Linked DNA regions of Homo sapiens: region 2 is linked to region 1. The links are chromatin contacts, found by Hi-C or POLR2A ChIA-PET in ENCODE. All regions are on one chromosome and are shown on one strand. Each heading gives the region's core, a stretch centred on a gene start or an enhancer-like site at or near the end of the contact. The rest is flanking DNA. Distances are from core to core; before and after follow the strand shown.

Region 1 (5,681 bases), core at 2,902-5,401:
AACTGAGGCTCAGGGTCACACAGCCTGTAGCAGGCAAAGCCAGGGTTCTAGCCGCGACCGTCCGGGTCGGTCCTGGTGCCGAGAGGTAGTGCTGGGTGTCGGGAGCCAGGCCCTCCAGCTGGGGCTGAGAGCTTTCCCGGGTCCTGGGTAGACGGGGCATGGAGTCTCACACCTGGGACTTGCCGGGAGGTGCCAGGCAGGAGACGGCCCCACTCCTGGCCTCAGTTTCCCCTCCTATGATGGGTGCCAAGGTGCTGCGTTCCACAAGCTGGTCCCTGGCAGTGTCTGTGAACCAGCAAGCGCTCTGGGATGGGGGCTGTGGCCGTTCCTGCCCCCAGGGACGGGGGAAGAAATGGGGGGCTCTCTGGCTCCCCACCCCCCATCCCTGCAGCCCCACCCCACCCCAGCCCTGCGCCAAAGGGAGAGCAGAGCCCCCTCCCCGAAGGCCACGTCCCTGGGGAGACAGTGAGCTCATGCAAGGGGAATGTTCCCAAGTTGGAGTGAGTAAGAGGCGGGCCAGGCGGTGGGGGGGCTGCCAGGCGCGGGGCTCCGCGTGCCCTCGCCCTCGGGTGCTGTCTAGACAGAGGGCAGAGGCGGGAGAAGCGGCTCCAGGGCCTGCTGACCCTGACATGCCCAGTGCCTGGTGTTTGGTGGTGTTTGAGGGGTTGGGCAGGGTGCCAGCCCCTGGCCTGGGGGCTTGGAGGGTACGGGAAGGGACCTCCTGGGGTGGGTGGGGGTTGGTGGTGAGGCTGTGGGGGGGGGCACGTGGAGCTCAGAGGGGAGGAGACATTTCCAGGGTTCTGGAGCCAGGGTGGGGACACCCATGTGGTTTTCTGCCCCTTCTTCCTGGGTGGGGGTAGATCATTCCGTGCGTAACTACTCAGCACCACCTGCATGCATCTGTGGGCGGGCCAGAAGCTGGGTGTCAGGAGTGGCCCAGGAGAGCACCCCGTTCCCCGGCCCGCAGGTGGTGTTTGCTGGCTCCAGCAGGGCCAGGAGGCCACCTGCAGCCTGGTGCTCCAGACTGATGTCACCCGGGCCGAGTGCTGTGCCTCCGGCAACATTGACACCGCCTGGTCCAACCTCACCCACCCGGGGAACAAGATCAACCTCCTCGGCTTCTTGGGCCTTGTCCACTGCCTTCCCTGCAAAGGTGAGACCTCAGGCCAGAAGCAGGGCAGACGTCTCAGCTCAGGACCAGCCACAAACAGTCATGGTGGTCGAGGGCCGAACGTCCAGGGACTGAGCCCGTCACAGGGGTATGTAGGAGGCTGCAGGGGGATCCCAGCCTCAGAGAGGGACTGGGGGGACTTCCCGGTTCCCAGGCTCCAGCCTCTTGCAGCTCAGGACTCAGGAAGAGACCACGTGGCTCCAGCCTTTGCTGGGGCTGAGCTCTCTGCCTGGGTGGCTCTTCCCACCTGGTCGATAAATGTCTGGCTTGCACCTAGCTCCTGGGAAGGTGGGTTTGCCATTCTGGCCTGTGACCCCAAATGTCCACACCAGGGACCTTCACTGCAGACTCCAGGGTCTGCGGTGGGGTTACAGCTGCATGTTTAACAAGCATTTGCCTCGGGACCCTGTTTTGAGAGGATGCCTCCCACATCAGACTAGGGGCTCTTGGTTGGCGAGTGGCACAGAACGAATGAATAAGATTCTCCGCACTGGAGGATGATGGTTTTTTTTTTTTTTTTTTTTTTTTTTCCTGAGATGGAGCCTCGCTCTGTCACCCAGGCTGGAGTGCAGTGGTGCGATTTTGGCTCACTGCAACTTCGGCCTCCGAGGTTCAGGTGATTCTCTTTCCTCGGCCTCCCCAGGGGCTGGGACTGCAGGCGCGCGCCACCACACCTGGCTAATTTTTATGTTTTTGGTAGAGACAGGGTTTCACCACATTGGCCAGGCTGGTCTCAAACTCCTGACCTCAAGTGATCTGCCAGCCTTGGCCTCCCAAAGTGCTGGGATTACAGGCGTGAGCCACCATGCCTGGCCTGTTGGGGCACATCTTGAAGGAGGTGGGCATTAGAGCTGGGGTGTTGGGGGATGTCTAGGAGTTTGCCAGATGGGGCCGGTATGGGAGAGTGGATCAGGAGAGAACATGGCTTGAGGTTAGGTCCTGGTGGGTGGGGTCAGGCAGAGGAGCCAAGGGGAGGCTGAAGCTGAGGGCTGCAGACCCGAAGGCCAGGCTGAGGAACTCTGCTGGCCTCTGAGATGTGATTAATCCCAGATCAGCCTGGCTGGGTGGTCCTGAACTCACTGCCACATACCCCTGCTCCCTCCAGACCCCCCTCTGGCTTCTGGGAGAAGGACAGTCTTCAAAAAGTGCCTGGCCTGGGCATGAGACGGCCCAGGACCCCCCACCCCCAACCTCATCTGGCCCTGGGGACGGAACTCAGGCCCCCTTCCGTTCTCGCTCGCATAAAAGCCACCCTGGCCGAGCATTTCCAGATGTGCCTGTGAGCCGCTGTGCCGGGGCCGCCCAGGTGCGGCCCACATGCCCTGCAAGGGCTGCGTGGCGGGCGCTGGCCATCCCCTAAGGAGTGCCGCACTGCCTTGGAAGTGGGGCTCCCTCGTCAGCCCCACTTTACACACAGAGAAACTGAGGCTGGCACATAAACTCAACAGCTGTGTTCAGAGGCCCTACCAGACCCCCAGATAACAGAAAGGGGGTTGGTCATCTGGGTCCTGGCTGCAGCTTTCAAACTGAGGTGCTTGGGCCCCTGCACTCATAGCTGCGACCCGGCCTCAGTTTCCCCATCTGTAAAATGATGACTTGGGAAGATGCGATAAGCCTAGGAGGCGATGAGCATTCACATTGAAAGCGGGGGCGGGGACCCCAGAGAGAGCTTCCCTAGCAGGACCTCAATATCCCTGTCTGAGCAGCGGGGCTGCGGGGCAGCTCCTGGTTCAGAGGCCTAGGGCTGTGGGGGGCCCCCTCCCCTGGAATCGCTCCCCAGGCCAGGAGGGCCGTCCAGCGCCCCGCCCTCCCCGACGCCTCCTGGGGGAAGGTCCTGGCAGCCCCAGACTCGCGCCTGGCAAGGGCGGAACACCCCAGGCTGACGCAGCTGGGGCCCCTCCGGCCTTCCCAGAAGAGCGCGTGCATCGGGAGCAGACGTCAGCCAGCTGCAAGGAGGAGCGGCCCGGGGCTGCGTAGCTCCGCTGGACCCCGATTCCGGGCAGAGACCCCCCCCCGCCCCGGCCCGCGCGCACCGAGCCCAGCCCCCGCCCCCCAGCGCAGGCGCAGCGCGGACCTCGGCCCCACCGGTCCCGCGCCCGGACCCTGAGCCCTGCCCCTGGGAACCCGAGGGCCCCGACTCCGACTGACCCTGACCTGGGACGGCGCCCCCGCCTCCGCCCTGCAGAAGGGGCGCAGGGAGGGGCCCCGAGGCCTTCGCGCGGCCCCACGCCCGGGACCCTCCCGCGCCCGGCCCCACGCGCGTGTCCTCTGTCCGCAGATTCGTGCGACGGCGTGGAGTGCGGCCCGGGCAAGGCGTGCCGCATGCTGGGGGGCCGCCCGCGCTGCGAGTGCGCGCCCGACTGCTCGGGGCTCCCGGCGCGGCTGCAGGTCTGCGGCTCAGACGGCGCCACCTACCGCGACGAGTGCGAGCTGCGCGCCGCGCGCTGCCGCGGCCACCCGGACCTGAGCGTCATGTACCGGGGCCGCTGCCGCAGTACGTGGGGGCGTGGTCTGTGGAGGGGCGGGGCGGGACCTACCGGACCTGCGCGTCATGTATCGAGGCTGCTGCCGCAGTAGGCGGGGGCGGGGCCTGGGGCGGGACCACCCGGACCTGAGCGTGACGTATCGGGGCTGCTACCGCAATGCGTGAGGGCCAGGCCTGCGGGGGCGGGGCCTGCTGGAGGGGCGGGGCCTGCTGGAGGGGCGGGGCCGCTGCCGCAGTGCGTAGGGGCGGGGCCTCCAGCCCAGGACAGGTCACATGGGTGGCGGTGGGGCCTGAGTAAGGGCGTCTTTATACTTCCGAGGGAGTATCACGGGGTAGGGTCTTTTGTAGGGTTGGGATTTGGAAAATAGTGGGCCTCTGGGGGCTCACACTGGGCAAGAGGTATGTGGCATGGTCAGAGCGGGAGCGTGACTCAGAGAGGGGCTTGTGGGTGTAACCAGAGGGGCATGATGGAACCAGGGGGGTGAGACTGGGTCATGTAAGGGGCGGGGCTCTTGGCTGGGGCGTGGTTCCTGGGTGGAGATGGGCGGGGATTTGTGGGTGGAGTTTGGGTGGGCGGCCCCGCAGTCGCGGAGGGGCGGGGCTTTGGGTAGCATAAGGGGCAGGAGCTCACGAAAGAGGTGTGGCTCCTGGGTACAATGGGAAGGGCAGGGCTTGTGGGTGGAGCCTGAGGGGTGGAATGGAGAGGGGGGCTCACGGGGGGCGGGGGGGTGCTTGTGTCTCCTACCAGAGGGTTTTCGCATCTTGGGGGTTAAGGGTGGGTCTTGGGGCCAAGAGCCCTGCGGGGTTCTCAGCGAGATGTCCCCTGAACTTCCCCTGGCACCCGGCCTGCAGAGTCCTGTGAGCACGTGGTGTGCCCGCGGCCACAGTCGTGCGTCGTGGACCAGACGGGCAGCGCCCACTGCGTGGTGTGTCGAGCGGCGCCCTGCCCTGTGCCCTCCAGCCCCGGCCAGGAGCTTTGCGGCAACAACAACGTCACCTACATCTCCTCGTGCCACATGCGCCAGGCCACCTGCTTCCTGGGCCGCTCCATCGGCGTGCGCCACGCGGGCAGCTGCGCAGGTGCAGACGCAGGGCGGGGGCACAGGCCTGTCCTGGGGGCCGGAGAACCCCCTGCCCTGCGCCCTCAATGCTCTTATCGACCCTTGCAGGCACCCCTGAGGAGCCGCCAGGTGGTGAGTCTGCAGAAGAGGAAGAGAACTTCGTGTGAGCCTGCAGGACAGGCCTGGGCCTGGTGCCCGAGGCCCCCCATCATCCCCTGTTATTTATTGCCACAGCAGAGTCTAATTTATATGCCACGGACACTCCTTAGAGCCCGGATTCGGACCACTTGGGGATCCCAGAACCTCCCTGACGATATCCTGGAAGGACTGAGGAAGGGAGGCCTGGGGGCCGGCTGGTGGGTGGGATAGACCTGCGTTCCGGACACTGAGCGCCTGATTTAGGGCCCTTCTCTAGGATGCCCCAGCCCCTACCCTAAGACCTATTGCCGGGGAGGATTCCACACTTCCGCTCCTTTGGGGATAAACCTATTAATTATTGCTACTATCAAGAGGGCTGGGCATTCTCTGCTGGTAATTCCTGAAGAGGCATGACTGCTTTTCTCAGCCCCAAGCCTCTAGTCTGGGTGTGTACGGAGGGTCTAGCCTGGGTGTGTACGGAGGGTCTAGCCTGGGTGAGTACGGAGGGTCTAGCCTGGGTGAGTACGGAGGGTCTAGCCTGGGTGAGTACGGAGGGTCTAGCCTGGGTGTGTATGGAGGATCTAGCCTGGGTGAGTATGGAGGGTCTAGCCTGGGTGAGTATGGAGGGTCTAGCCTGGGTGTGTATGGAGGGTCTAGCCTGGGTGAGTATGGAGGGTCTAGCCTGGGTGTGTATGGAGGGTCTAGCCTGGGTGAGTATGGAGGGTCTAGCCTGGGTGTGTACGGAGGGTCTAGTCTGAGTGCGTGTGGGGACCTCAGAACACTGTGACCTTAGCCCAGCAAGCCAGGCCCTTCATGAAGGCCAAGA
Region 2 (5,645 bases), core at 220-2,719, 810 kb after region 1:
TGGCTTCTCTCTTGCAAACCACATCAGGAACTGGCCACTGCTCTCCCTCCCGGTGCTGTAAGCAGGCAGCTGTCCAGTCCTGTTCAAGGCACTTCCTGGCCTCCGAGGGCTTCCCAGGCTCCATCCCAACCCCTCAGCTTGACATCCCAGGCATTTTCTAGACAGGGCCCAGCCCGATGGGACCCAGGCCCCTTTCTGAGCGCCTGGACACTGCGTCCTGAGGGCCACTGGGTGACTGTAAGCCTCCTACTTTTTTTTTTTTTTTTTTTGAGACGGAGTCTCGCTCTGTCGCCCAGGCTGGAGTGCAATGGCGCGATCTCGGCTCACTGCAAGCTCCGCCTCCCGGGTTCACACCATTCTCCTGCCTAAGCCTCCTGAATAGCTGGGACTACAGGCGCCTGCCACCATGCCCGGCTAATTTTTTTGTATTTTCAGTAGAGACAGGGTTTCACCGTGTTCGCTAGGATCTCGTCTCGATTTCCTGACCTTGTGATCCGACCGCCTCCGCCTCCCAAAGTGCTGGGATTACAGGCGTGAGCCACCGCGCCGGGCCAAGCCTCCTACTCTTTGGAACCCATTACGGTGTCGTAAAATCCCCTTCCCTCCATCCCATGACCTAGACGGTGGGGAAGTCACGCCGTCTGTCCCTCCTTACCAGAGCCCCTGGGGCCCAGAGGAGGGAGGGGGAGGACAAGAGGTGCCCACTGTGTACCAGGCCCTGGCAGGCGCCATGATTTCCGTATCTGGGTCTTCCTGCCTCCTCTTGCTGTATAGACTTGGGGCCCGGGCGGGTCTGAGCCACAGAAAGCACACAGCTGTTCATAACAACCACGAGAACCACAGAAGATGGCTGGTGGCCCCAGGAGGCAGCTGAGACCCCGGGCAGGGGGTTGGCCTCCAGGCCAGGCTCACCTTGGGGTTTTTCTTCAGGTGCAGGCGGTGGCCCCAGTGCGGGGTCAGGGACTGCTGGACCACGCCCCGGTGCCGCAGGTGAAAGTACTGCCCGTCAGGGAAGATCTGGGGATGTGGGGAAGCGGCCGCACCGATGGGACCCGGCTCCCCTGCTGAAGCCCCCGAGGGCCGGTAACAGCCCCCTTCTTTGTCCTTCCCCAGCAGGTGCTCTCTGGGAGTCCCAGAAGCTGAGCTTGGCTGAGGCAGGGGTGGGCTGGGACTCTTGATATTTAGAAGACCTTGTGGGCTCCCTCCCCCTTGTCGGGGTCTAGGGTTGTTCAGTCCCCTCCAAGCCCCCACTTCCCGTCTATCCCGGTCCCACCCACCGGCCCCAGGTTGACGAAGCCGAATTTGCGTGCCAGGCGCTCGACCTCCCGGTTACCCTGGGACACCTGGACGGCCCAGCTGCTGACATAGATGGGGGCTCGGACCGGGGCCCACCCCACAGCCCGGGGGCGGACAAGGGCCAGGGCCAAGACCAGGCGCAGCCACAGCGCAATCGGGGCGGGCCGCATGGAGGCGGGGCGGGAGCGGGGCCTGCGCAAATCCCCTCCCTCCCGCCAAACCGCCGAGTGGGCCCAGGCGTCCGACCCGCCCCCGGCGCCATAGCAACGCAGAAGGCTTCGACTCCCAGGGGGCCTTGCGGCTACTCAGCCAGGAGGGGCGCGAAGATCTAACAGAAGCGGGAGAGGGACGCACGCCTGCCCGTCTTCCGCAGACCCACACCCTCGGGAGCCTCAGTTTTCCCATTTGTACAACGACAAGACTAACCCAGAGAAGCGGGTTCACTGTTGCGATAACGCGTCCTACCCTTTGTTTGACCTCTCCCACTTTCCAACACACCCCTCCTTCGAGAATCAGCCCGGCCTCCTGTCCGGCCTAATCAGAATCATTCTTTTGCGTAATCCCGCCTCCTCCGATAAGCCTCGCCCCGTTCCCGCCCCTACCATTCCGCCCTGCCTCCTTTGTGATCAGCCCCGCCCTCCACTGGTCTCGCCAATGAATCGCGTCCCGTTTCTCCAATCGGCTCGGATGTTTCTTTAGCCCCTCCCCCCGGTTCCGCCCCCCCACGCCTCTCCTCGCCCTGGCTCCACCCTTCAGCCAATAATCCCATCCTCTGACACCGCCCTTCCAATCAGCTACGTCTCGCTCCGGCCCGGCCAATCGGTGCCCTGGGCCGCCGCGCCCCGCCCTCTCCCGGCGGGGTCTGGGCAGCGGCGGCCGTGGCGGAGGGCTATGCGGCGGGGGAGACGGGGCAGGCCCCTCCTCCTTTGTCCGCCCTGCCCTCCCATTGGTCCTAGCGGGGGGCCGGGGGCGGACACCGGCGCGGGGCCGGAGCATCGCGGCTCAGGCTGCGGGAAAGCGGTGCGCGTGCAGCGGGGTGGGTGCCCTGGTCCGCGGGCGAGCTCGAGCAGCCAACCCCGGGCGCGTCGGGGCCATGGACGGCCTGAGGCAGCGCGTGGAGCACTTCCTGGAGCAAAGGAACCTGGTCACCGAAGTGCTGGGGGCGCTGGAGGCCAAGACCGGGGTGGAGAAGCGGTATCTGGCTGCAGGTGAGCCGTCGGCGCTAGCCCGTTTCGCCGACGGGCACACCGAGGCCATGGGCCTGGGGGTCGCAGACCGGACTCCTTCCCCGGCTACGGGGTCCGGTCCGGCCGGTGGAGCGCGCGAGGTGACTGGGACCTCGAGGTCCGCCCGCAGCCCTTCCCTTGCCCGCGCCCTGCGACCCTGCTCCCGGGCCACCCCTCTCTAGCTTCCGCCCCTGGCCGCCCCCCGACGCCTCCTTCCGGGCGCTGGGTGCCTGCCATGCCGAAGTCCGGTTCTTCCAGTTGCCCAGTGGCCCCAGAGGGGTCGGGATGCCAGTGTCCTGCGCGTTTCGCCGTCCCCCTTCCCCCGTGGACCCCGGCCTGGCTGCAACAGTAGAGATCTTCCCGTTTTTCTGAGGGGAGGCTCCTGGCGGGAAGGGGAACGGACCGTCCTGGGGGCCTGCCCAGGACCCTTCTCCTTTCCTCCTCCTCTCCTGCCCTAGCTCACCTTCCCCCAGCTCAATGGCTTAGTGCCACCGAGCGTAAATGTTTGTTAAGACGGAGTTGGGTTGTCTGACGGCTGTGATGTGGGGAGGCTGGACTGGGGCCCACAGAGCCGGAGATCCAGGCACCCCGATTGTGACTCCATTACAGTTCTTCCGTGACTTTCACCCTTGGTGACGCTGCGCGCCCCTTCCCCTTTCCAAATCTCTAGCAAGAGCATGTAGTAAACGCTCCTTAAATGCCTCCCTCCCCACCTTTAAAACTTTTTTTTGAGACCGAGTCTTGCTCTGCTGCCCAGGCTGGAGTGCAGTGGTGTGATCTTGGCTCACTGCAACCTCCACCTCCTGGGTTCAAGCGATTCTCCTGCCTCAGTCTACCAAGTAGCTGGGATTACAGGTACCCACCACCATGCCCGGCTAACTTTTGTATTTTTAGCCGTTCAACATGGTGAAACGGGGTTTCACCATGTTGGCCAGGCTGGTCTTGAACTCCTGGCCTCAGGTGATCTGCCCACCTCGGCCTCCCAAACTGCTGGGATTACAGGCATGAGCCACCTTGCCTGGCCTAAAACTTTTTAAAATTAACTTTTTTAAGAGACAGGGTCTCACTATGTTACCCAGACTAGTCTTAAACTTCTGGGCTCAAGCGATCCTCCTGCCTCAGCCTCCCAAAGCTCTGGGATTACAGGTGGAAGCCACTGCACCCAGCCTTTCTTCCGTTTGTGTGGTGCTCCCAGCCCCACTGGCTCTGCCTTCTCTTCCAGGAAGCTCCGCAGAATGACTCACAAGGACTTGCTCTGGGCCTGGGGTATTCTGGGTAGAGGACAGTGCCACTTTTTTGAGCACCTTCTGCAGGTGGATCCCAGGAGTCCAGTTCCCCCCCAATTTTCCCACCATCTGGGGGTTCCCATGCCAGGCAGCGCCAGAACAGTCTGAAGTCTGTGCCCACACCCTGGAGGTCCCCAGGTGCCTGGTCCCATGTGCAGCGCAGCAGGTGGCATGGGCATGGCCCGGCTGTGCCTGCCCCCGGGAGCAGGTCCCTGACCTCTGCCCTCCCTTTCCACATCCCTGGGGCTAGTGGGCAGGAATTTAGGTCGTAGAGCGCCCAGGAGGCAGGCAGCAGGGAGGGGCTGCCTGGGGCACCGTGTCACCAGAGACGAAACTGAGGCACAGGGAGGCAGGGGCTGCCTCTGTGCCTGTTCTGTCTGAAGCATACAGTCCTCCACCCTGCCCACCCCCAGTCCCATCTGCTGCTAATCTTGGGGGCTGGGCCTCCCTCCACAGTTCTGATGTCCAAGGTCATCCTCCCGTCGCTGAAGCTGCAGGAAAAGGGATTTAGGGGAGGGACGCCCTGGGAGAGTCATTCCTCCCCACGAGCCAGGCCCGGGGAGAGATGGCAGTCCCTCATCCCCATCTCCCACCTCCTTTAAATTGACAAATCCCACACCCCTGGGTAACATACGAAGAAACTCAGAGGGGACAGTGACTGGGAGGCCACTCCTGGGACCAGCTGGGGGACTCCTCCTACCCCTGACCTTGGGTGCTTTTGGATAAAGACTAAAGCAGGTGGGAGGGGCTGGGGGGACTTGGGCCTCTGCCCTTTGGTCCAGAAGTGGCCTCTATCTCACTCTGCAGATAGCAGCCCCAGGGGAGGAGGAAGAAGGCTGTCCAAGCTCTCTGGAGCACATAGGTTCCCTGTGTGACCTTGGGCAACACCCACCCACCCCCAGTTTTGGCTGTTGAATAATTCAGGAAAAGCACAAAACCTGGCACACAATAGGCGCTTAATAAATGCAGCTGTCGTAGTCATTCTTTTCAGAGCCAGGTTCAGGATTGGGGCTGAGCTGGACACACACACACACACACACACACGTTTTTCTCTGAACACCCTCCTTGCTGGGACTGTGTTATAGTTGCCTGAAGGCACTTAATAAATGTGCAGAAAGGCTGATGGCGGTGGCTCACGCCTGTAATCCCAGCAGTTTGGGAGGCCAAGGCGGGCGGATCACCTGAGGTCAGGAGTTTGAGACCAGCCTGGCCAACATGGTGAAACCCCGTCTCTACTAAAAATACAAAAATCAGCTGGGCATGGTGGTACGCTCAGCTACTCAGGAGGTTGAGGCAGGAGAATCACTTGAGCCTGGGAGGCGAGCTTGTAGTGACCTGAGATTGCGCCACTGCACTCCAGCCTGGGTGACAGAGCAAGACTCCATCTCGAAAATAAATAGAAATAAACGTGCAGAAAGGCGTTCTCTCTGTTAACTTGTAACCATAGGAGGCAGGGGCCATTACTACTCCCACTTACCAAGGGGGAAACTGAGGCTCCATGCAGCCACAGCCTCACTCAGTGCCGGCTGGTGAGTGCACACCCGACCAAAGGGCTCTCCTCCACCCAGGGGATCGAGATGCTGGGGTTTGCTGCCTCCAAGACAGGAGGTTCTCAAAGGGGGTAGCCCTGCCCCCCACCCCGCCCCAGGGGACACTGGGTGATGTCTGGAGATACCTGTAGTCGTCATGACTTGGGGGCTGATGGCATGGAGTGGGCAGAGGCCAGGGACACTGCTCAGCACCCTGCAGTGTCCAGGACAGCCACTTCCCCCTCTCCACCGAAAACAACCAAGAATGACCCGGCCCTGAACATCAGCAGTGCCAAGGCAGAGAAACC

The links. A loop is a pair of places that touch in the nucleus more often than their neighbours do. ChIA-PET counts read pairs that join two places held with the same protein, here RNA polymerase II (POLR2A). Pooled maps may share reads with other maps.
Region 2: a map with no recorded cell type shows a loop between it and region 1 (18-fold over the local background). The contact joins the promoter of PCSK4 here to the enhancer-like site in region 1. A Hi-C loop is called at or near these places in 1 of 37 single-sample maps with no recorded cell type and 8 of 50 pooled maps. POLR2A ChIA-PET finds 5 or more read pairs at or near these places in 1 of 52 experiments (HEK293T).

What each region holds. Positions count from the first base shown.
Region 1 is chr19:676,825-682,505 of GRCh38, forward strand. FSTL3 (follistatin like 3) reads left to right here. Exons shown (of 5, transcript NM_005860.3): 2 at 968-1,153; 3 at 3,450-3,665; 4 at 4,509-4,736; 5 at 4,826-5,681. The coding sequence ends at 4,884. Among named protein-coding and RNA genes, the nearest start is that of FSTL3, 3.3 kb to the left of the region's middle. RefSeq lists enhancers at 1,922-2,424, 4,109-4,658, 4,659-5,207 and silencers at 2,879-3,188, 3,219-3,998, 4,189-4,288. Within about 2 kb of position 4,152, at least 41 of the 41 ENCODE cell types and tissues checked have a DNase peak (open chromatin) inside an H3K27ac peak, as active enhancers do.
Region 2 is chr19:1,488,881-1,494,525 of GRCh38, forward strand. It overlaps PCSK4 (proprotein convertase subtilisin/kexin type 4), which reads right to left and starts at 1,470. Exons shown (of 15, transcript NM_017573.5): 1 at 1,278-1,470; 2 at 913-1,017. The coding sequence starts at 1,466. It overlaps REEP6 (receptor accessory protein 6), which reads left to right and starts at 2,301. Exons shown (of 5, transcript NM_138393.4): 1 at 2,301-2,504. The coding sequence starts at 2,390. RefSeq lists silencers at 1,210-1,639, 1,860-2,399, 2,430-2,549.